Regions from separate parts of the Homo sapiens genome. Here all the other regions are linked to region 3. Evidence: read pairs that join two places in POLR2A ChIA-PET (ENCODE). Cell type or tissue: Panc1. All regions are shown on one strand.

Region 1 (8,000 bases), 450 kb before region 3:
CAACTCGGACAGGAATGCTTAATATATTGTTCAAGCTAGTGTTAATTTTAAGTAACCCACATCTGTAACTGTAACACATTATTTTGAATGAGTAGTACTTGCTTTCTGAACGATGTAGACCAATCAGTCTCCGTGGTACATTTTTCATTAAAAGGCAGCTCACAGATGAGCTTACGGGAGCGGGTTCTGCCAGGTGGAAGTGAAACCGATGGCTCACAAAGGAGCCATTAGCAGTTGCCAAAGAATGAATTAAGTCATCAAGACCTTGGCATTATCCCAGAACATAATTTTCCTTGCCTTTCAGTCTTTCTCTCACTTTCTGCTTCAGTTTTCTAATTGGCACCGCCATTACATTACACAGCAACTCTCCGACTGCTTGTTTTTGGTCAGAAAATAATCAGAGGGGGAAAAAAAGCTCGGCCAGGCATGGTGGCTCACGCCTGTAATGCCAGCACTTTGGGAGGCCAAGGCAGGGGTATCACGAGGTTAGCAGTTCGAGACCAGCCTGACCAACATGGTGAAACCCATCTCTACTAAAAATACAAAGATTAGCTGGGCATGGTGGCAGGTCCCTGCTACTCGGGAGGCTGAGGCAGGAGAATTGCTTGAACCTGAGAGGCAGAGGTTGCAGTGAGCCAAGATCACGTCACTGCACTCCAGCCTGGGCGACAGGGCAAGACTCCGTCTCAAAAAAAAAAAAAAAAAAAAAAAAAAAAAAGGCTCAATCTGGCCCTTCCTGTGGCCAGGCTGTTTTTTCTTTCTCTCTGTATTTTCCCTGTTCTTTACTACCAAGTGGCATGTGGGGGACATGGACCATGACAGTATCATGAAAATTGCCAGGCTGTTTTGTACTGTTATTTGAGAGGTTCCATGATGGCATTAGGGTTGGAGCGGCTTTTTCCATTGTGGGAGCCCTACAAGTGGCCCTCCTTGCAGGCAACACCCTGCAGTGTGTCTCCCTCCACAGCAGGGTGTGAGCAGCCAGAGGAGCCCCTCCATTGCCACTGGACTTGGGCACATGTTTACAATCTGGAGGGCAATGTAGAGACTAAAAGTAGGAAAGTAGGAAGCAAAAGGATGAAATTCTTTTTCCCAATAATGAATGTAATCACACATAACACTGAGATTCAATCTTTGTGGCTCACGCCTATAATCCTAGCCTTTCGGAGGCTGAGGCAGATGGTTTACTTGAGCCCAGGAGTTTGAGACCAGCCTGGACAACATGAGACCCAGTCTCTACAAAAAAAAAAAAAAAAAAAAAAAAATAGCTGGACATGGTAGCACATGAATGTAGTCCCAGCTACTCGGGAGGCTGAGGTGGGAGGATTGCTTGAGTCCAAGAGGAGGCGGAGGTTGCGGTGACCCACCACTCCAGCCTGGGCAACAGAGCAAGACCCTGTCTCTAAAAGGAAAAAAAAAAAAAAAAGATTAAATCTTTTTTTAATGCAGCGATAAATGTATCTGGAATTTAAAGCAGATTATAAGTGAACTTGGGATATTCATCAGTGAACAGTTTTTAAAACGAAGCCACTTAGACTGATGTTTAATAGGATTGAATTTCAGATGGGCTCAAAGGCAAAAGTGACCACAGCAGCACAAGGAGCTCTTTCCAAAGACCAAAGTGCATTTGTGAAAGATGTTACGGGTCTTGGCCTGGCTCTTGCCTAAGTGGTCTAAGATTTTAGAGGACCAGACTAGGAACTGAGCACATTCAACAGCTTCACGTTGAACACTTGCTTCTCTCCATCAAGTGAACCAAAACAACCCAAATCTCGGATTGATTCATTTCGTTGTTGGGCCACACTTAAGTTTATCTTTAACTTTTACCTCTCAGTTTATGGCTTCCACATCTGTCTCTCTAATCCTCTTTTCCACCTAAGCTGTGTTTCCAGCCACACATTCATTTTCACATAAATGGCACTTTCTGCTGAAATGCAACAATTCCAAAACAGCACTGAGCATTTTCTTCCTTCCTCCTCCCCATCCCTCAGACTGGCTCTGCCTGCATGTCCCCACTCCCACCCCACCCCATCAGGACCCCTGTTCCCCCAGAGTCCAGGTTCAACCTCTGATGCGTCATCTGTGAGTCACTGCCAACGCTCATTCACTAATAAGGTCAGTAGTATAACTTTTTCCGGAAAATGTCTGTACCTTTCTTTTCATTCCTTCTCCCTTTTCAGTGCTGTCTCTACTCCAAGGTTTCCATTGTCTGCAGGAGCCAACTTGAAGCCCTGGCTGCTGAAAATCCTCTGGCCATCTCATCAAAGACACAATGTCTAAGACGAAGGAGGTTAAAATTCTGTGCTCCTACTTCGTCAGACCACACGACAAGTGTGAGATTTCATCAGAACTTCTGACAAACCCAGTTGTGTCCAGATGGAAACCATCACTTAGATTAAGGAATACTTGAGTCAACCAAGAACAATTAGCTGTGGGATGGTTGGAGGAACACAGGGGCTGACTGTGAACATTTTGAGAGTTGTCTTGTGGATGTGAGTAGATCCATGGGGCTCTGGACAGACTTTCTGGCTGAGAATCCTGCCCTGCCTCCAACCAACTATGGGCTCTTAGCCAAGTTACTTCCCTCTGCTTCTTGATTTCTTCACCAGCAGATTGTGGATAATAAGAGTATGCGCATAACTCCTCGAGGGCTGGTGTGGGGTTAGGGTGCTCATAAAGGGAAACGCTCAACATATATTAGCTGTGACAATAATGGCAGTGGACTTTTTGATGAAAAAAAAAAAAAGGCCCAGAGAGGACAAATGAAAAAGTGTAACAAAGTAGAATTTGGCCAGGTGTGGTGGCTCATGCCTGCAATCCCAGCACTTTGGGAGGCCGAGGTGGACAGATGGCTTGAGCCCAGGAGTTTGAAACCAGCCTGGGCAACATAGGAAGACCTCATTTCTACAAAAAAAAAAAAAAAAAAAAAATTTACAAAAACTAGCCAGGCATGGTGGCGTGAGCCTGTGGTCCCCGCTACTCAGGAAGCTGAAGTGAAAGGATTGCCTGAGCCTGGAATGTTGAGGCTGCAGTGAGCCGAGATTGCACCACTGAACTCTAGTGTGGGCAACAGAGCAAGATCTTATCACCAAAAAAAAAAAAAAAAAAAAAGAAAAGAAAAGATGAGAAAAGAAAAGAAAGTAGAATTCAACTCAATATGAGAAAGATCCGGCCAGGTGCAGTGGCTCATGCCTGTAATCCCAGCACTTTGGGAGGCCAAGGCAGATGGATCACTTGAGGTCAGGAGTTTGAGACCAGCCTGGCCAACATGGCAAAACCCAATCTCTACTAAAAATACAAAAATTAGCTAAAAATACAAAAATTAGCCGGGAGTAGTGGGCACCTGTAGTCCCAGCTACTCAGGAGGCTGAGACAGGAGAATCACTTGAACCTGGGAGATGGAGGTTGCAGTGAGCCAACATTGTGCCATTTGGCCGGGCGCAGTGGCTCACGCCTGTAATCACAGCACTTTGGGAGGCCAAGGCGGGAGGATCACGAGGTCAGGAGATCGAGACCTCCCTGGCTAACACAGTGAAACCCCGTCTCTATTAAAAAATACAAAAAATTAGCTGGACTTGGTGGCGGGTGCCTGTGATCCCAGCTACTCGGGAGGCTGAGGAAGGAGAATGGCTTGAACCCGGGAGGCGGATCTTGCAGTGAGTGGAGATCGCGCCGCTGCACTCCAGCGTAGACGACAGAGCGAGACTCCATCTCAAAAAAAAAAGATTGTGCCATTGCACTCCAGCCTGGGCAACAGAGCGAGCCTCCATCTAAAAAAAAAAAAAAAAATTCCTCTTTTAAGCTCTCTTTAAAAATAGAGCCCCTCCTCCCTCCATTAAGAGTGGAATGAAAATAATAAAAACAAAATCAACCACAAGAATTATTTTCTTAAGTGCCCTAAAAAGTCTCCTCAGCTTCTTCACATTCTAAGCCTTTCTCTTGACTTAACTGCCGTGGGCTAAGAGTCAGGTTTTTCTCCGTCCTTGCAAGTGACCTCAGAAGTGCCTACCCTCTCCCTAAGGGCCATGGACAGAGGGAAGCAAATACCAGCCCAGGTGGCTCTTCTGTCTTCATGGTGAAAATTTAGGAAGCCCTATAATAGGAATGTGACTCAAAAATCTTTAAATGTAGATCATCTTTGATCTGGCAATTCCAGTTCAAGGAACACATCCTAGGGAGATAATCAGAAGGTTTACAGATGCATTTACGAAGATGTTAATAGCAGCATTAAAATGATGAGGTAAATTAAACATTGACATAGAAAGATGCTCACAACCTATTAAGAGTAAAGGATATTAAGAGGCCAAGGCAGGAGGATCACTTGAGATCTGGAGTTGGAGATCAGCCTGGACAACAGAGTGAGACCCCATCTCCACAAAAAAAAAAAAAAAAAATGAACCAGGCATGGTGGCATGCACCTGTGGTCCCAGCTACTCGAGAGGCTGAGGTGGAAGGATCACAGCACTGCAATCTGAGTGACTAAGACTGTCTCAAAAAAAAAAAAAAAAAACCTAACCACTCTGTTCCTGGGTATTTACCTGAGAGAAAAGAAAACACTTCCCCACAAAGACTCACATACATGTGTTCATCCCAGCTTTATTTGTGATACCCTCCACCCCCCCCCACAAAACTGGAAACAACCCAAATGCCTGCTAACAAGTGAATGGGCAAACAAATGGTGGTACAGCCATGCAGTGGAATATTATTCAGCCCTGAAAAGGAATGAGCTATCGATACATGCATGGATGAATCTCCAGATCATTATGATGAGTGAAAGAAACCAGAAAAAGAACTCATAGAAGCAGAGAGTAGAATGGTGGTTACCAGGTGATGCTGAGCAAAGGATACAAAGTATCGGTTAGAGAGGAGGAACAAGTTCAAGTCTGTTTTACAACATGGTGACTATCATTAACGATGCATTATATACTTGAAAATTGCTGGGAGGGCCGGATCACCTGAGGTCAGGAGTTCCAGACCAGCCTGGCCAACATGGTGAAACCCGGTCTCTACTAAAAATACAAAAATTAGCCAGGCGTGGTGGTGGGCGCTTGTAATCCCAGCTACTTGGGAGGCTGAGGCAGGAGAATCCCTTGAACCGGGGAGGCTGAGGCTACAATGAGCTGAGGTTGCACCTCTGAACTCCAGCCTGGGTGACAAAGCCAGACTCGATCTAAGAAAGAAAGAAAAGAAAGAAAGAAAGAAAGAAAGAAAGAAAGAAAGAAAGAAAGAAAGAAAGAAAGAAAGAAAATTGCCAAGAGTAGATTTTGAGTATTCTCATCACAAAAATTGGTAAGTATATGAGGCAATGAGTATGTTCATTAGTTTGCTTCAGCCATTCCACAATGTATAGATATTCTAACACATCATGCTGTGTACCATAAACATGTACAATTTTTGTCAATTAAAAATAATTATTATAAATGTTATAAAGAAAGAAACCAGATCAAAAAAGGAGCACATACTCTATTGTTTCATTTATGTAAACTCTAGAACATTCAAGCTCATCTATAGTGACAGCAGACAGGTGAGTGGTTGTTTGGAGATGGGGGATTCAAGGAGGTAAAAGGGCATGAGGTCCTGGGGGATGGCTCTGCCTGTGGTCTTGATGGTGGCGACAGTTTCACACGTGTATACACACGTGCCAGCCCTCTGCCTGGTGAAGTTCCACCCATCCCTCAAGATTCAGGGCTGGGAGGACCGGCCAGCGGCCTCCCTGGACCCCTACCTTGCCCTGCAGTAGCTGTAGCTCCGTTGTGCCTGACAGCAGCGCTGCAGAACGCTTGTCACTGCATGGTCAGGGTCGGTGCATGAATTTCCTGTTGCTGCTGTAGTAAGTTACTATACTACAGACCTGGTGGCTTCAAACAACACGATCTTATTCTCTTACCATCCTGGAGGTCAGGAGTCTGAAATGGGCCTCACTGAGCTAAGATCGAGCGGTCACCTGGGCTTCCTTCCCTTTGGAGGCTCCAGGGGAGCATCAGTGTTCTTGCCTTTTCCAGTTTCTAGGGGCCGCCTGCATTCGTGGGCTCTTGGCCCTGCCTCCATCTGCAAAGCTTGCGATACAGCATCTTCAAGTCTCTCTCTGACTCTGACACTTGTTCTTCCTCATGCATGTTTTTTTTTTTTTTTTTTTTTTTTGAGACGGAGTGTCACTCTGTCATCCAGGCTGGAGAGTGCAGTGGCGCAATCTCAGCTCACTGGAACCTCCACCTCCAAGGTTCAGGTGATTCTCCTGCCTCAGCCTCCTGAGTAGCTGGGATTACGGGCACCCTGCCACCACGCCTGGCTAAGTTTTGTATTTTTAGTAGAGGCGGGGAGGCGGGATATTGCCATGTTGCCCAGACCGGTCTCAAACTCCTGAACTCAAGCAATTCAGCGGCCTCGGTCTCCCAAAGTGCTGGGATTACAGCTGTGAGCCACCTCGCCCGGCCCCACCTTTGTCTTTCACTTAAAGGGACCCTTGTGATTACACCAGGCCCACCCAGATAATCCAGGGAACTCTCCCATCTCAACGTCCTTAACTTAATCACATCTGAAAAGTCCTTTTTGCCATGAAAGGTAAAATATTCACAGTTTTTGGGGCATAGGACACGGACATCTTTAGAGGTTGTTATTCTGCCTGCGTTGTTTGGTTTAGTATTAATACTTGTGAAATCTCAGAGAAGAGGCTATGCTTTCTTTATCTTCATGCTCCTAGCTCGTAGCACAAGGAGCTTAGTAAGTTTTTGTGGGCTGAATAAAGTGATAATGAATGTTATTAAATGTCTATACTATGCTTATTTACTTTTTCTCTCTTTTGGACAGTTTGTCAAGATTTTGCAATCCTTGAACACAGAGACTGGCTCATAGTAGGAACAAAATATTAAGGGGATTTAGGCCGGGCGCAGTGGCTCACGCCTGTAATACCAGCACTTTGAGAGGTAGATCACTTGAGCCAGGAGTTTGAGGTCAGCCTGGACAATGTGGTGAAACCCCATCTCTACTAAAAATGCAAAAATTAGCCAGTGCGGTGGCACCTGCTTGGAGCCCCGGCTGCTCGGGAGGCTGAGGTGGGAGGATGACTTGATCCCACGTTGCAGTGAACTGAGGTTGTGCCACTGCACTCCAGCCTGGACGACAGAGCCAGACCCTGTCTCTAAATAAATAAATAAATAAATAAATAAAACAAACCAAACCTGGGGATTTAAATGCTTCCAGAAATACCAATTTTGCAAAAATAGGTGATGACACGTCACAGACCCCCAACAGCGTTGCCATGTGGACGACAAACATCTTGTGAGGACTCTAAGACCATGAGCTGAATATTGACTGGCCTGGTCACCTCTGTGCCTGGTTTTACGCTGCTCCTGGAGGGCACAGTCGCAGGGCTGGAAGTGGGTGCACCTAACACGGTATTGCCCTCAAGACTGTCTCCATACACTCACCCATATATTTCGTCGCACTTTTTAATATTCACTTACAACCCACTAAAATATGACCGTCCTTCTCTCCCTCACCTTGAACAGAAGGAAAAAACCCACACCATCATTCACTTTAATGCCACAATTGGGAAATGATAGATTCTTCTTTGTCTAAAAACCGTAGAGTGAGTCAGAGGCATAGCTAGAGAGAGAATTCGGGTCTGGCTGCCGTGCCAAGCTCTCTCTGCCCAGTGGTGGGGGTGCTTGGCCCCCTTAACTGTTGCTTAGTCACTCTGCGTCTTGCCAAAGTAAATGGAGATGTTTGAACTCTACCCCATCCACTGTTCTCTCTGGGTTTGCACCACTTCTCTGATTTCTTTTTTTTTTTTCTTCTTCTTTTTCTTTCTTTATCTCTCTCTTTTTTTATTTCTTTTTTCTTTTTTTTAAGATGGGCTCTTGCTCTGTCTCCCAGGCGGGAGTGCAGTGGCACGATCATAGCTCACTGCAGCCTCAACCTCCCAGGCTCAAGTGATGCTCCTACCTCATCCTCCCAAGTAGCAGGCCCCCACCACTACATCCAGCTAGTTTTTGTATTTT
Region 2 (8,000 bases), 250 kb before region 3:
TACTTGCTAATTTTAGCATCTACTGGAAGATCTTGCCTTTATTTCTGTGGTTGTCTCATGGCAAGTTTCTGTGTCCCTCATTCTTTCTACATTTACTAGCTGAAATTCTACTAAGGAAGGTGTCCCTTTTTCCTCATTTATTTATTCAATTATTTATTTATATTCAGATGGATATTTATTTTATTCTTTGGGTTGTAATCCAGTATTGTCATTATTTTGTTGCTCCAGTTGTCTGCGTTTCATCATGGGCAGCTCCTTTGCATTGCCTCCTGAGTCCCTTGGTGCTTTGACTACTTCCTTATTTTCTGGCACCACAAGATGTTGCAGACTCCTTATGTTCTCTAGGGAGCTCTGGGTACTTTTATTGGAGAATGATGTTTAGAAACCAAGATCTGGACAGTAGGTGTGTTTATTGCTATGAGGGTGTCATTGCTTTTAGGTCTTCTCAGTAGATAGAGCTAGGAAATGTGTGTAAGTTTATTAACACCTACCCACATCTATACACGTCTGTATTTACACAGCTAGGAAATGTATGTAAGTTCATTAACATCTATCCACATCTGTACACATATCTATATTTATGTCCATATTTACCTATCAGTGCATGTGTATACATATAAATCATGAGTTTATACTGATACCTGTGGGTCCAGTTCAAACCATAGGGCTCATTTTCATTTTACTCCTTTCCTTCTTAATAACTTCTGTCTCCAGCAGTGAACACCGTGGCTCTCATTAGCCATAGTTTATTTGATTTGTTCAATCCCAGTGTACATATAAAGTCATTTCAGAATTGCTCATCCATACTTTTGTGAGAAACAAGTTTACTAACTAGAGTACAATATTTGTATACAGTCCTTTTGGTCTTCCGCATTATAGAATATATCCAAAATACTGTTTTCCACAGTTAGGCAGGATAGTTCCTTTCTTCCCTGTCCTCCTCAGTGTGGAGGTACGGTATTCATTTGCAATACAGTTAGGTTCCTTTGTCACTGTTGGTATTTCATGTTGAGTTTCCTCCACAACTCGGTTGATTTTAATATTTATATTTACTTTTTGGTGGGGGAAAGTGATATGTGAAACATTACCAGGATTCTAAAGTCAGAGTTATGCAGAAATGTGTATTCTGAGAAGTGTCGCACCCCTCCTTTCCTCCCTCCTGCCTTTTCCCCATTCTTTCCACCTCTTTCCTCTATTCTTCCTGGTAACCAATCCCCTTTCTTTCTTTCTTCCTTCCTTCCTTTTTTTTTTTTTTTTTTCAGAGTCTTGCTCTGTCTCCCAGGCTGGAGTGCAGTGATTCCATCTTGGCTCACTGCAACCTCCACCTCCTGGGTTCAAGCAATTCTCCTGCCTCAGCCTACTGAGCAGCTGGAATTATAGGTGCCTGCCACCACAATGCCTGACTGATTTTTGTATTTTTAGTAGAGATGGGATTTTGCCATGTTGTCCAGGCTGGTCCTGAACTCCTGACCTCAGGTGATCTGTCCATCTCGGCCTCCCAAAGTGCTGGCATTACAGGCATGAGTCACCATGCTGGGCCTCTAGTTTATCCTTTCTAGATTTCTTTTACACAAATTAGCTGATCCATGAGCATTTTTTTTTTTTTTGAGACAGAGTCTCGCTCTGTCGCCCAGGCTGAAGTGCAGTGGTGTGATCTCGGCTCACTGCAAGCTCCTCCTCCCCGGTTCACGCCATTCTCCTGCCTCAGCCTCCCGAGTAGCTAGGACTACAGGCGCCCGCCACCACGCTGGGTTATTTTGTATTTCTTTTTTTTAGCGGAGACGGGGTTTCACCCTGTTAGCCAGGACGATCCACGAGCATTTTTATGGATTCCTTTCTTTTTTTTACATGACTCCATCTTTTTTTGGATGTGCTTCACAGTAAGTTGCAGTGGTCAGTACACTTTGTCCCTGAACACTTCAACACACCTATTGTTAACTAGAATGAAATATTTGTGTATGGTTATGTTTTTGAGGAAAAATTTGTATGCAATAAAATGCATAACTCTTAAGTGTATCTTCAGATTAATTTTCACTAATGTATATGCTTTTGTAATGGAAACCCCTAACAACACCTAATAAGATGTTTGGGAGGCGGAGACGGGTGGATCACTTGCGGTCAGGAGTTTGAGACCAGCCTGGCCACCATGGCAAAACCCCGTCTCTACTAAAAATACAAAAATTAACTGGGCATGGCAGCATGCACTTGTAATCCCAGCTACTTGGGAGGCTGAGGCAGGAGAATCACTTGAACCTGGGAGGTGGAGTTTGCAGTGAGCTGAAATCGTGCCATTGCACTCCAGCCTGGGTGACAGGAGCAAAATTCTGTCTCAAAAAAAAAGAAAAGGGGAAAAAAAAGAAGAGATGTACAACATCACCCTAACTTCATGAAGTTCTCCCCTGCCCCTCCCAGATCATCCCTGTTCCAGCTCCCAGGATAACTGGTGTTCTAATGTTTTTCTACCACAGACTAGTTTTGCCTCTTCAAGAACTTCACATAAATAGAATCATACAATTTGTACTCATTTGTGGAAAGCCCTGTTCACTCAGCATAATTTTTTTTTTTTTTTTTTTTTTTTTTTTTGGGAGGCAGAGTCGTGCTCTATCCCCTAGGTTGGAGTGCAGTGGCATGATCTCGACTCACTGCAACCTCTGCCTCCCGGGTTCAAGCGATTTTCCTTTCTCAGCCTCCCAAGTAGCTGAGATTACAGGCAGGTGCCACCACACCTGGCTAGTTTTTGTATTTTTAGTAGAGACGGGGTTTTGCCATGTTGGCCAGGCTGGTCTCAAACTCCTGACCTCAGGTGATGCACCCGCCTCGGCCTCCCAAAGTGCTGGGATTACAGGCGTGAGCCATCACGCCCGGCCCCTCAGCGCATTCTCATTTTGCTGTGCACCAATAGTCCATCCCCTGCATTGCTGTATGGCGTTTCAGTGCATGAATATAGTACAGTTTATTGTTAATCCATTTTTGAAATGCAGGCTTGAAAAGCGAAGCATTTCCATTTATGTGCAGTTAGTCGTTTTTTCACCTGATGCTTCAGATTATTCTGGTGTTCCAGTGACCATGGTACATATATTTTAAATTATTTAAAATAATTCAGCTTTAAACATATTGCCTTTTGTTTTTGTTTGTTTGTTTTTGTAGAGGTAGGGTTTCACCATGTTGCCCAGGCTGGGCTTAAACTCCTGGGCTCAAGTGACCCTCCCACCTTGGCCTCCCAAAGTGCTGGGATTACAGGTGTGAGTCACTGCACCTGGCCCATATTGCCTTTTGCCGATAGATAGATGATAGACAGATAGATAGATCGATAGATAGATAGATAGATAGATAGATAGATAGATAGATAGATAGACAGATAGATAGATGATAGATAGATACATAGATACATAGATAGATAGATACATAGATAGATAGATAGATAGATGATAGATAGATACATAGATAGTGCTTCTCTTTCAAAAGAGCTCAGTGCTAAACACTATTAGACTCTCTCTATGCAGATAGACAAAATGTCCTTTAAGATACTGAACGTTAAGAAATGAATTTAACAAAAGCTTTCATTTAGTAACCATTTCTTGAACATTTCTTATATGCCTGTTACAGTGGTAGGCGTCTGGGAATACAGGCATGAGGAGGACAGAGGCTGCTTCGTGGGTGTTTTAGTGCATTAGGATGCCATCTGAGACAGACTTTTCTGTGAAAAATCTTAGTCATCATCTCCTGGGTTTCCTCTGAATCTTGTGAGAAGGGCAGGGACATTCGAGGCTGGTAGTTCTGATGGTAAAACTGTACCATGGGTTTTGCAGCTGTCCTGTGGGCTTGGGGTTATGAACAATGTAAGTAGAAGCAGAGAATGAGCGAGAACAAAATGGATCCTCACATGGACCCGGGAGCTCTTCCACCAATGAATCTTGGTATCAGGGAACAATTCTGGTCAATTTGGGGCCAAGTCTCCCGGCAGCTGAGTTCTGTCCCCGACGCACCTTGACTTCATGGGGGAGAGAGGGGCTCATACAGTCAGCCTCTGTATAAGGTGACTGCTTCCTTGACCTCTTACATGTGCACAAAACAAAGCCAAGGGTGGTGAAATCATTTGCTCAGGTATTTGATGAATGCTGAATTTAGCTGAATACATTTGTCCATTTTAATTCTCTCACTCTTTTTAATCTTATTGAGTAACCCGTAAGAAAACTTTTTGGTATAATCCCGTAATTTCTAAACCTGGAAATGATAAATGCTTTAAAAAAAATGAACTGGAATGGAAAGGACTTTCTTCCAGAACACTTTAAAGAAACATATTATCATGTGGAATCTCATTTTGAATGAATCAGAGTACAGTAAATCTCAAAATATCCACTGACTTGCCTGCTGTGGTTTACTCAACAGGAAAATGACTTCAGCAGCATAATCTTTTACTCCAGATCCACATCAGGCAGCTTTTTGTGCTGTTCTGAAAACATCTTAATTCTTCCCCAAGTACCATGTTTCTTGGAATTATTCACCGGAAATTAATAGTATTCTGAATTTTAAAGCAATTCAAACCACAAGTGACTTTGTAATGGCTCTTAGCAGTAGTATAAAAAGCAATTGAGCACAGTTTATGATAGCATTAGTCACTATTGTGTATAGTACTCCCTTCCTCTGTCCCAAAGATGTGTGTTTCTATCCCTCTGTGATCACTGGCCTGCTGTACTGGGTAGGGATAGCAAACAAGACAAATTAGTAAAATACGTTGGGAATGTCAAGGACTAGGGGAAAAAATTAGGTAAGAACAGGATCTTGAACAAGCTGGGGTAGAGGCAGCAGGGAGATCAAAATAGTAAATGGGGGCCGGGCACAGTGGCCCATGCCTGTAATCCCAGCACTTTGGGAGACTGAGGCAAGCAGATCACTTGAGTCCAGGAGTTCAAGACCAGCCTGGTCATCACGGCAAAACCCCATCTCTACTAAAAATACAAAAATTAGCCAGGTATGGTGGCCCATGCCTGTAATCCCAGCTACTCGGGAGGTTGAGGCGGGAGAATCACTTGAATCCAGGAGGCAGAAGTTGCAGTGAGCTGAGATTGCACCATTGCACTCCAGCCTGGGTGACAGAGTGAGACTCTGTCTCAAAAAAAAAAAAAAAAGGAAAAAGAAATAGTAAATGGGGTGATCCAGGAAGGTGTCACTGGGAAGGTGACATATGATTAATGACCTCAATAATCTGTGAGTAACGTGGACATCTGGGGGAGAACATTCCAGGCAAAAGGAAGAGCACGTGCAAAGGCACCATGGCCAAGTGTGCCTGTGAGCACAAATGCACAACTGGAATGTGGTGAACACGGGGGAGCGCAGGAGGGGACAGGAACAGAGAGGGGGTCAGGGGCCACATCAGAGAAAACTGCACCATAATGACTTTGGCTTTTACTTTGAGTGACAGGGGAAGCCATTGAGGGCTTTTGTTGTTTGAGACCAGGTCTCACTCTATCACCTGGGCTGGAGTGCAGTGGCACGATGACGGCTCACTGCAGCCTCAACCTCCTGGGCTCAGGTGATCCTCCCACCTACTACAGATGTGCACCACCTAGCCTGGCTAGTTTTCTTTTTGTATTTTTTTGCAGAGATGGGGTTTGGCCATATTGCCTAGCCTGGTCTCAAGAGATCCGCCTGCCTTGGCCTTCCAAAGTGCTGGGATTACAGGCATGAGCCACCACGCCTGGCTTCATTGGAGGGTTTTGGGCTAAGACATGACATAATCTGATTTATGTCTTAGCACCCAAAGCAGAGAGAGCAGTTGAGAGACTCTCATGGACTGGAGGCTGAAGCACACAAGTTCCTCTGGAGAAGGCAGAGGCCATTCCCAATGTTGAGAGACAGGTCAATTCTCCCCAGGCAAGAAAAAATAAGGATGAATGGCAATTGTTCAGAGAATGGACTAGCTGGGGATTAAATGTCTGTTATTTTTGGAAGATAGCTTTTTTTTTTTTTGGTGCCCTGCTTGTGGTTTCTTGTTGCATCCTTCAGAGCACGCCACAGGGAAAGATAAGAGCATGGCCTTCCAAATCTAGCACTGAATTAGAAGACCTTATTTTTGGCCAGGCTTGCTAGCCCAGCACTTTGGGAGGTGAGGCAGGTAAATCGCTTGAGGCCAGGAGTTCAAGACCAGGCTGGCCAACATCGTGAAACCCTGTCTCTACTAAAAATACAAAAATCAGCCAGGGGTGGTGGCGCATGCCTGTGGTCACAGCTACTCGGGAGGCTTGAGGCAGGAGAATCACTTGAACCCAGGAGGTGGAGGTTGTAGTGAGCCAAGATTGACTCACTGGACTTTAGCTTGGGCAACAGAGCAAGACTCTGTCTCAGAAAAAAAAAAAAAAAAAAAGACCTTATTTCCAGTCTTGGTCCTGATGTTGACCTTGTAATATCCTGGGGCTGGTTACTTAATCTTTCTGAGCTTTAGTTTCCTCCGTGGAGAGTATGTTTGTTAATTACATTATGGAATTATTATGTCAATTAATAACATGGTAATGACCCGAGGGCCATAAAGTACTCTGAGTGTCTTTGACATAGGCATGACAGACAACTGTGGTAGTGACAACACTAGTGTCGCTACTGAAAGAAACACATGGCATTTCAGCACCAAAAAAGGTTCATGGACAGGAAAACTGTGGGCGACCGGGAGGAGATGGTGGCGTGAAGTTGGAAAGACATGAGTGGTGAGGAGGATGACATTTAATTTCAGGACATTTTGATGGATGTGAACAGGGATTTCGTCATGCTGTTTGTAAAAGGTTGGGCATATTAGAAGGGTGAGGACAAAAGAGAGTGTGTGTAACGTAAATCACTTACTGGCCCCAGAATCTGGTGTGACCGCACGTGCCGTCTTTCCACCCCGTTCATACTCAGCTGCTGCAGCTGACTCAAAGACTTTATATTTTTGAGCAGCCTGTTCAAGAGGCTAGCGAGGTTGACCTCTGATACGTCTGCCATGTGTAATCACAGGTGTACTGAAATGTGTGACATTTATTATCCTTATTACACACTAATTTGTCAAACAAAACTGAAGTGTCACATAAAGTGGCACAACTTTGGATGAATAATGAGGTGGACCGTGGTGGATCTTTTGAAAGACACAGGCTGATCAGACTGGGATGACAGCGTGTCATTGACTAAGGAGAGAGCATTCAAGGTCATCTATCAGTTGGGGTTAAGATGTCTATTGCGAGCCAGGAGAGGTGGCTCATGCCTGTAATCCTAGCACTTTGAGAGGCCATGGAGAATTGCTTGAGGCCAGGAATTTGAGACCAGCCTGAGCAACATGGCAAGACCCCATCTCTACAAAATATATTTTTTTTTCCAAGAAGAAAACAAAGTTAACTGGGCATGGTGGCATGCACCTCTAGTCCTAGCTACTCAGGAGGCTGAGGCAGGAGGAGTGCTTGACCCTGGAAGGTGGAGGCTGCAGTGAACTATGATCGCGCCCCTGCACTCCAGCCTGAGTGACAGAGCAGACTCTGTCTCCAAAAAAAAAAAAAAACAAAAAGTCTGTTGCTTTAAGTGCTTTGTTTATTCATCCAACAGATAGTTTTTGATAATATACTGTGTTGGGCGCTGCAAGGTATAAAAAGATGAGTAAGACACGGCTCCTATCACCAGTGAGTTTATAATCTAACAGGGAAATAACTATACAATCAGGCAGTTTGTGATATGTGTCATGGGCATTCATGAAAGTGGCAGAGGTCAGGGGGCGGGGGTCCCTTCCAGCTGGGAGGAATAGGGATGCTTTGTGGAGGAACTGGCATCTGAGCAGGAGGCAGCCGTGCATTCACATTGAGGGGATAAGAAGCTAGGAGACTGTTGGTGAGGCCTCACAGGGAGGCTCCACCTGGACTGGACTTTGGAGGCCAGGTCATTCATTTGACACAGAGGAGACTGAGGAGACATTACGAGCCAAGAGCCAGCCCTGAACACGGTATGGGTGTGTTACAGGGGGGCCATCAGGTAGACCGGAGCAGGAG
Region 3 (8,000 bases):
GCGTGCCAAGCGCCAATCAAACCGCACTGTGTTCGCTGAAATACGAGTTTCATGTGATTTTCACGTGTCACAAAATATTCATCTTTTTTTGGTTTTTTAAATTAATTTTTTTTTTAAATTTACAAAACTAGGCTGCAGGCTGGACTTCGCCTTCGATCCATAATCTGCCAACTGCTTTATTTTAGTTGCCCCCATCTTTGTGGGTTCAAGCCCCAAAGTAGAGGGTCACTGAGGGGCTGCGGCAAGAAGAAATTTGTCAGATCTCACTTGTGAGTCCATGGGGTGGCACCTCGGGTGTTGGGTTCCCCCATAGCCATGTGGCCTTGGGGCGTGGGGAACTGGCCCCATTTTATCTGATTCTAGGGAGCCCCGTCGCTGACATCCATGCTGTCACATCATCTTGGGGGTGTAAAGATGGTGGCTGGCTACGGGATGGGCTGCTGTTGTACCCACAATTACACAAGAACACAGAGGTTTAACTCGAGACCCTCAGTCCCTGAGCCCCTTTGGTGTCACAGCCCCAAGACCCCTCCACCTGCAGAAGCCCTGGGGGACCTGGCCCGGGCCAGTGTGAACAGGACACCCTGGTCCTGCCATCTATCCAGACAGCCCTGTCCTGGGCACCCACCAGAATTACTGGGGTGGTCTCTCAGCTCCCCTGGGTTCCCCAGGAAGTACTTTCTGGTCTGGGGCAAGTGACCTGCCAAGCCGGGTCCCACCACTGCTAGCTTCAGGTCAGCCGCCGGGAGGTGGCACTGGAAGCTGAATCCCCGGAGGCTCTGGCCGTGTGGCACTGCTCACCCTCTCTGTGGCCCGCAGCTATCCTGGAGAAGCTGGAGGAGTTCCTCAGCGTCCGCACCCTCTACTTCATCGCCTATCTCGCCTTCGGCCTGGGGACCGGGCTTGCCACCCTCTCCAGGAACCTCTACGTGGTCCTGTCGCTCTGCATAACCTACGGGATTTTATTTTCCACCCTGTGCACCTTGCCTTACTCGCTGCTCTGCGATTACTATCAGAGTAAGAAGGTAAGTGCTCTCCCTTGTCTTGCTTCGGGTCTGCTTCTTGGAGAAACCCCACCTGAGAACTGTCCCCCAGGACCAGCTGCACAATCTGCAGAGCCCGGTGCAAAATGTCAAGACAGCGACCACAGAGCATGAAACCAAGGGGGGCCCTTCTGAGTCTGGGGCGTGCCCCCTGCCTGTAATCCCCTCATTGCTTCATTAGCAGAAGCCTCCAGCCCACCCAGGCTCTGGGTCAGGCTCTGTCCTTCCCAGGGATGTGGGGAATGGGAGGCTGCCCCTTCCTACTCCATTGTCAGGCCACCGGGTCTCCTGTTGATGCCTGTCCCAGCCATTCAGGGTGGGGCTTATGGGGAGGCAGTGAAGCTCGGAAAACTCAGCAATCCAGATCGATAACATGTTAATGCAGTATTTTTAAAAATCAGAATTCTTGCCAAAAATCCATGGAGAACAAAAACATCTTTCTTTCTTTCTTTTTTTTTTTTTTTGAGATGGAGTCTTGCTCTGATGCCTGTGCTGGAGTGTAGTGGTGCGATCTCGGCTCACTGCAACCTCCGCCTCCCGGGTTCAAGTGGTCCTCCTGCCTCAGCCTCCCGAGTAACTGGGACTACAGGCACGCACCACCATGCCCAGCTAATTTTTTGTATTTTTAGTAGAGACGGGGTTTCACCATGTTGGTCAGGCTGGTCTCAATCTCTTGACCTCATGATCCGCCCGCCTCAGCCTCCCAAAGTGCTGGGATTACAGGCGTGAGCCACCGCACCCAGCCCAAAATTTTAAATAAAGAGAGGATCAGTTCACCATGTACTAGGGGTTCTGATAGCCAGCTCAGCTCCTGATCCTTTTTCTGTGGGAACTTCAGTTCTGTCCTTGAATCCTGACTAGACGTTTCTTGCCCTCTGGTCTCAGATTTCTCTTGGCTTTTATTCCTTGATCCACCTGCCGGTTTTATCACCTCCCCTTGTTCCTCATGGCTTCCCATCAACCGTGGGTATTAGGTGACAGTGTAATTTATTAGATGTTGGTTTTGCCCAAATACTGGGCATGGCTTAATAACAACGAAACCATTTCATTATTTGGACAGGCCTGAGTACCTTATCAAGCAGATTAAAAGGATATGGTACCCGTCCTTTAGAAAAGGACAGCTGAAATCTCGTTACGGATTATGGATTTAGCATAAAGAAAAATAATCAGGCATAAATTAAGAGTAAGAGAGGGGTCCGGGCGTGGTGGCTCACACCTGTAGTCCCAGGTACTTAGGAGGCTGAGGTGGGTGGATCACGAGGTCAGGAGATTGAGACCATCCTGGCTAACACAGTGAAACCCCATCTCTACTAAAAATACAAAAGATTAGCTGGGCATGGTGGCGCGTGCCTCTAGTCCCAGCTACTCGGGAGGCTGAGGCAGGAGAATCGCTTGAATCTGGGAGGCGGAGGTTGCAGTGAGCCGAGATGGCGAGATGGTGCCACCGCACTCCAGCCTGGGCGACAGAGCAAGACTCCGTTTCAAAAAAAAAAAAAAAAAGAGTAAGAGGGACAATGAATAGAAATTTCACTTCACAGCCGGGTGCGGTGGCTCACGCCTGTAATCTCAGCACTTTGGGAGGCTGAGGCGGGCGGATTACCTGAGGTCAGGAGTTCAAGACCAGCCTGGCCAACATGGTGAAACCCCATCTCTACTAAAAATACAAAAATTAGCCAGGCGTGGTGGCGGACGCCTATAGTCCCAGCTACACGGGAGGCTGAGGCAGGAGAATGGCGTGAATCTGGGAGGCGGAGCTTGCAGTGAGCCAAGATCGCACCACTGCACTCCAGCCTGGGCGACAGAGCGAGACTCCGTCTCAAAAAAAAAGATAGTAATACTTTGAAAAAAAAAAAAAAAGGATCAGTAACAGTGCTGAGCCACCTCATATTGGAGTCTGAGGCAAAAGGAAAAATGGCATTTAAAAGGCCAAACGCAGTAGCTCACGCCCGTAATCCCAGCACTTTGGGAGGCCGAGGCAGATGGATCACTTGAGGTCAAGAGTTCAAGATCAGCCTGGCCAACATGACGAAACCATGTCTACTAAAATACAAAAATTAGCCAGGCATGGTGGCCCGTGCCCATAATTCCAGCTACTTGGGAGGCTGAAGCAGGAGAATGGCTTGAACCTGGGAGGCGGAGGTTGCACTGAGCCAAGATTGCACCACTGCACTCCAGCCTGGGTGACAGTGGCTATGTAAATAAATAAATAGGCCGGGTGCGGTGGCTCACGCCTGTAATCCCAGCACTTTGGGAGGCCAAGGAGGGTGGATCACGAGGTCAGGAGATCGAGACCATCCTGGCTAACACAGTGAAGCCCCTTCTCTACTAAAAATACAAAAAATTAGCCGGGCGTGGTGGCGGGCGCCTGTAGTCCCAGCTACTCTGGAGGCTGAGGCAGAAGAATGGCGTGAACCCGGGAGGCGGAGCTTGCAGTGAGCTGAGATCGTGCCACTGCACTCCAGCCTGGGCGACAGAGTGAGACTCCGTCTCAAATAAATACATACATACATAAATAAAGTGCCTTAAATTTTTGTTGATATTTTGCTCAGCATAGACTTTTACCGGCTGTATTGAAATATGCACCATCTAACAGTGTGTGATGTGCACCGTTCGGCGGTTTCAGCACACGCAGAGTTGTACAACCATCACCACCATCAATTTCAGAACAGTTTTGTCACCCCAGGAAGAAACCCGTCAGCCATCACCCCTCTGACCCTCCCACTCTCCCAGGCCTAGGTGACCGCTAACCTTCTTCCTGTCCCCATGGACTTGCCTATTTGGGACGTCTCCTGTGATGGAGTCAGGCAGTCTGCGGCCTCTCGTGTCTGGCATCTGCAGTGCAGCTGTGGGCTTCGAGCTCCATCTGTGCTGTTTCCTGGGTCAGCGCCTCCTTCCCTTTTATGGTCACATAATGTTCCCACCATAATTTTCCTTTGCAGTGACTTTGAAATCTTAAAATGCTGCATTGAAATATTACCTGGACAGTCTGGGCAACATAGTCAGACCCCATCTCTAAAAAAATAAAATTAAAAATTAGCCAGGTGTGGTGGCATGCACCGGTAGTTCCAGCTACTCGGGAGGCTGAGGTGGGAGGATCACTTGAGCCCAGGAGGCTGAGGCTGCAGTGGGCTGAGATTGTGCCACTGCACTCCAGCCTGGGCAACAGAGCAAGACCCTGTCTCAAAAAAAAAAAAAAGAAAAGAGAAAAGAAAGAAAGAAAAGAAATGTGACCTGGATTACTGAGTTTCTCTCTCTCCCTTTTAATCTCATGCCTCAGTTGCCTCCCCCAGGCCTGGGCCTGATTTGTTTTAGGGAGTTTGGAGTCTGACAAGTTCAGCTGGGCTGGCCCTGAGCACAGCCCTTCTGATGGGGGGAAGCCGCAGGGGAGGCCCAGGCTCCCAGGTCACAGCAATGCCCACTCACGCAGCACCTTGCAGGCCGGCTGGTGCTGGGGGAGCCCAGTGAGGGAAAGCCATGCCACCGCTCCCCACCGTCACTCTGCACAGACCACACTCTCAGCCACTGTCCCCCAGCATGGCATGCAGGGGAGGGAGAGTGAGTGACGTGCCCAAGCTGGAGGCCACGAGGACCTTGGAGCCTCGGACAGAGGACCAGCGGCTGTCATGTGCAGAGGACTTTGGGGGTGTAGGGCAGGTCCCATCCTGGATGAAGGTGAAGGAGGGGATGGCAGGAGTGGAGCGGTCGCCTGGCTGGGCAGATTGGTTTTCTTTGGGTGAGAGGATGGGGAAGAGCTCAAGTGCTGAGCGGGGAAAGTGTCTCCCGCCACCTCGGCCCGTGGGAGCTCAGCCCTCTGCCCCATTAGTCATGGATTCTTTTCATTGTCGTCATCTCTCCGAACACAAATATTGTTAAACTCTTGGCTGAACTCCCTGTGCATGTTGGCGCTGAAAAATGTGAGGCCGCTGTGTGTGGGCCGCTCGGGCCTCCTGGGCTCGCAGGACACACCGAGCTCGGTCACCCCGTGCTGGCCGCGGCGTGTCTCGCTGACACGTTTCTTCCTCTGGGTCAGTTTGCAGGGTCCAGTGCGGACGGCACCCGGCGGGGCATGGGCGTGGACATCTCTCTGCTGAGCTGCCAGTACTTCCTGGCTCAGATTCTGGTCTCCCTGGTCCTGGGGCCCCTGACCTCGGCCGTGGGCAGTGCCAACGGGGTGATGTACTTCTCCAGCCTCGTGTCCTTCCTGGGCTGCCTGTACTCCTCCCTGTTTGTCATTTATGAAATTCCTCCCAGCGACGCTGCAGACGAGGAGCACCGGCCCCTCCTGCTGAACGTCTGACATCGCGGAGCCTCGACTCCGGACACGCGCCTGCACCTGGGGGTCTGGAGCAGGCCGACCAGTGAGGACCAAAGGGCCTTGTTGGACAGGGGGACTGGCTGCCTACTGGAATGTAAATATGTGATAAAATAATAAATGACAGCGGCAAAGCCTATGGTTTCTAGGCATTGCTCTCTGGTGGCTGAGAGGTCCCCATGGGATTGAGTTACCCTCCTGAGGACTCGGGCAGGGGAGGTTTGTAAGAATCTTTTTTTGAAAGTAAAGGTGTAATTCAATGGTTCTCAACCAGGGGCAATTTTGCCACCCCACCCCCACCCCCAGGAAGACATCTGGCAAAGTCTGGAGATAGCTTTGGTTGTCACAACTCGGGGATGCTGTAAACCTCCCACGGCACACAGGACCGCCCCAACAGCAAGGAGCTAGCAAGACCCAGCTGTCAATTGTGCTGAGGTAGAGTGAGCCTGGTCTAACTGGACCATACATTCTGTACATTGCATCCCAGGGTAGAGTCACAGTATACAGGTCTTTTGGATCAGAAGGCCTCATATTCATTCACTTGTCCATTCATCCATTTATTCTCTCATCCATTCATTCATCTACCCATCCGCATATCCACCCATCCACATAACCATCCATCCACTCATCCAAATATCCTCCCATCCAAATATCCACTCATCTATATATCCATCCATCTACATACCCACCCATTCATCCGTCCACATAACCATCCGTCCACTCATCCAAATATCCACCCATCTGAATATCTACTCATCTATATATCCATCCATCCACATATCCACCCATCCACCCATCTAAATATCCACTTCTCCATATATCCATCCATCCATCCATCCATCCATCCATCCATCCATCCATCCACATCCAAATATCCACTTCTCCATATATCCATCCATCCACATATCCACCCATCCGTCCATCCACATAACCATCCATCCACTCATCCAAATATTTACCCATCTGAATATCCACTCATCCACAAAACCATCCATCCACACATCCACCCATCTACCCATCCACATAACCATCCATCTACTCATCCAAATATCCACCTATCCGAATATCCACTCATCCATATATCCATCCATCCACATGTCCACCCATCTACCCATCCAAATATCCATTTCTCCATCCATCCATCCTTCCACCCATCCTCTTATCCACTCATCCACCCTCCAGATATCCAGCGAGTGCCTGGGTGTGGCAGACAGTGGTTGGCCTGGGAATCCAGCTGTAAGTGTCCACTCTGCCCTGCTGGAACTGATGTGAGAGGAAGGGAGACACATGGCTCACTGAGGTTCCGTGCAGCGCAAGCGCAGGGAAGGAGGACAGGGCGACAGCAGCGTGTCTGGGTGGCCTCAGTAGTGAGGTGCCGTTTGAGCAGTGTCCTGATGAAGCCAGGGAGTGATCTCTGAAGTGAGCACTTGCTTGACAGGCTCGAGGGAGCATAGGCACCAAGATGCTCAGATTGTAAAATGCCCCAAAAGTTGAAATCTCAAAGAGTTTGGAGCTGATGTGGCTGGCCAGCGCCCATCCTGCCTTTTGACTCCACAGGCAGGGACTAGGGGCTGGAGGGCGAGGTTCGGGTCATTCTTCCCCCTCCATCCGCCAAGGGTTCATTCCACAGATGGACACCATGTGCCTGCTGCGTGCAGGCGTCGCTGGGCCTGGGTCTGCCCGGGCTGTGCCCACTGCCTCCCAGTGCCCCTTTGTGGATCTGGCAAAGCTCTCGTGAGTGTGGCAGTCCCTCGCCATCTGGCCTCTGACCATCTTCGTCACCTGACGCTGGAAGCTCACCAAGGCCCCTTCTCAGAGGCCTGGGAGGGCTCCTCCACGCATGGTGATTAATGGCCATGAGGGGTCACGGCCGGGTCCCTGTTGTCGCCAAGCTGGGCCTGGTCTGGGATTGTGCAGCCCCCAGTTCCCTCACTGCATGGGCCCTGTGTTCTGGGGACATATAAGACATCCCTGACCACAAATCCACAACAAACAACAGGGGTTCTGGGGCCTGTTGCCAGCCTTGGGGAGTCTGGCGTTCATGACAGTGTCTTATCATCTTGCTGTGACCACTTAGGGCCAGTCAGAAAGGCTACCTCCCCACCTGGGCCACAGCCTCCCTCCCAACCACGGCCTCCCCACCTTGGTTATGATTTTCCCACCTGAGCCCCGGCCTCCCCCATGGGCCATAGCCTTCCTCAGTGTCACTGCCTGCTGCCTCCTGGAGCCCCACCACTCCTCTCTGCGCCCCTGCTGGACTCCTGGCCTCCTGTCTACCCTCACATCCATCTTCCACCCTGAAGCTGGGGGGCTGTAAACACGGGCCTGAGCCCATCCCCTCTTCTAGTCTTCCATGACACCTACCCTGGCTCCCCAGACCCTAAGGAATCAGGTAGAAATTCCTTCCACCAAACAGAGCCCAGCCCATCTTCCCGAGCCAGCCACCCGCCACGTTGCCAGCCCCCTGTACTACAGCCACAGAACCTTTGTGGGCCACAATCGGTTCCTGTGTTTAGGATCTTCCTGCAGGCCAAGTCCACCTCTTCTCTGCCCATCAATATCTGATTCATCCATGTAGACCTGTCTGAAATGCCACTTCCTCCGTGCAGTCCACCCTGCTTGGAGCCAGTGATTCTTTCCCTGTG

What was found. Peaks named below come from ENCODE experiments on the same cell type or tissue, not always from the same donor. Only the 100,000 strongest peaks of a DNase experiment are listed, where the experiment ranks them.
Region 1: POLR2A ChIA-PET joins it to region 3 with 17 read pairs; 2 of 35 experiments call an interaction of 5 or more read pairs at or near these places.
Region 2: POLR2A ChIA-PET joins it to region 3 with 16 read pairs; 5 of 35 experiments call an interaction of 5 or more read pairs at or near these places.

The regions. Positions count from the first base shown.
Region 1 is chr1:7,886,353-7,894,352 of GRCh38, forward strand. It overlaps a transcript of UTS2 not described here. Among named protein-coding and RNA genes, the nearest start is that of UTS2, 37 kb to the left of the region's middle. In Panc1, no CTCF peak of the experiment used is centred here; no DNase peak of the experiment used is centred here.
Region 2 is chr1:8,085,956-8,093,955 of GRCh38, forward strand. The region is part of intron 2 of ERRFI1-DT (ERRFI1 divergent transcript); the gene reads left to right. Among named protein-coding and RNA genes, the nearest start is that of ERRFI1-DT, 63 kb to the left of the region's middle. In Panc1, no CTCF peak of the experiment used is centred here; a DNase peak (open chromatin) is centred at 4,364; H3K27ac peaks cover 8,000 bases.
Region 3 is chr1:8,338,674-8,346,673 of GRCh38, forward strand. SLC45A1 (solute carrier family 45 member 1) reads left to right here. Exons shown (of 9, transcript NM_001080397.3): 8 at 820-1,025; 9 at 5,074-5,492. The coding sequence ends at 5,340. Among named protein-coding and RNA genes, the nearest start is that of SLC45A1, 25 kb to the left of the region's middle. RefSeq lists an enhancer at 4,203-4,943. In Panc1, no CTCF peak of the experiment used is centred here; a DNase peak (open chromatin) is centred at 4,898; H3K4me3 peaks cover 774 bases; H3K27ac peaks cover 3,481 bases.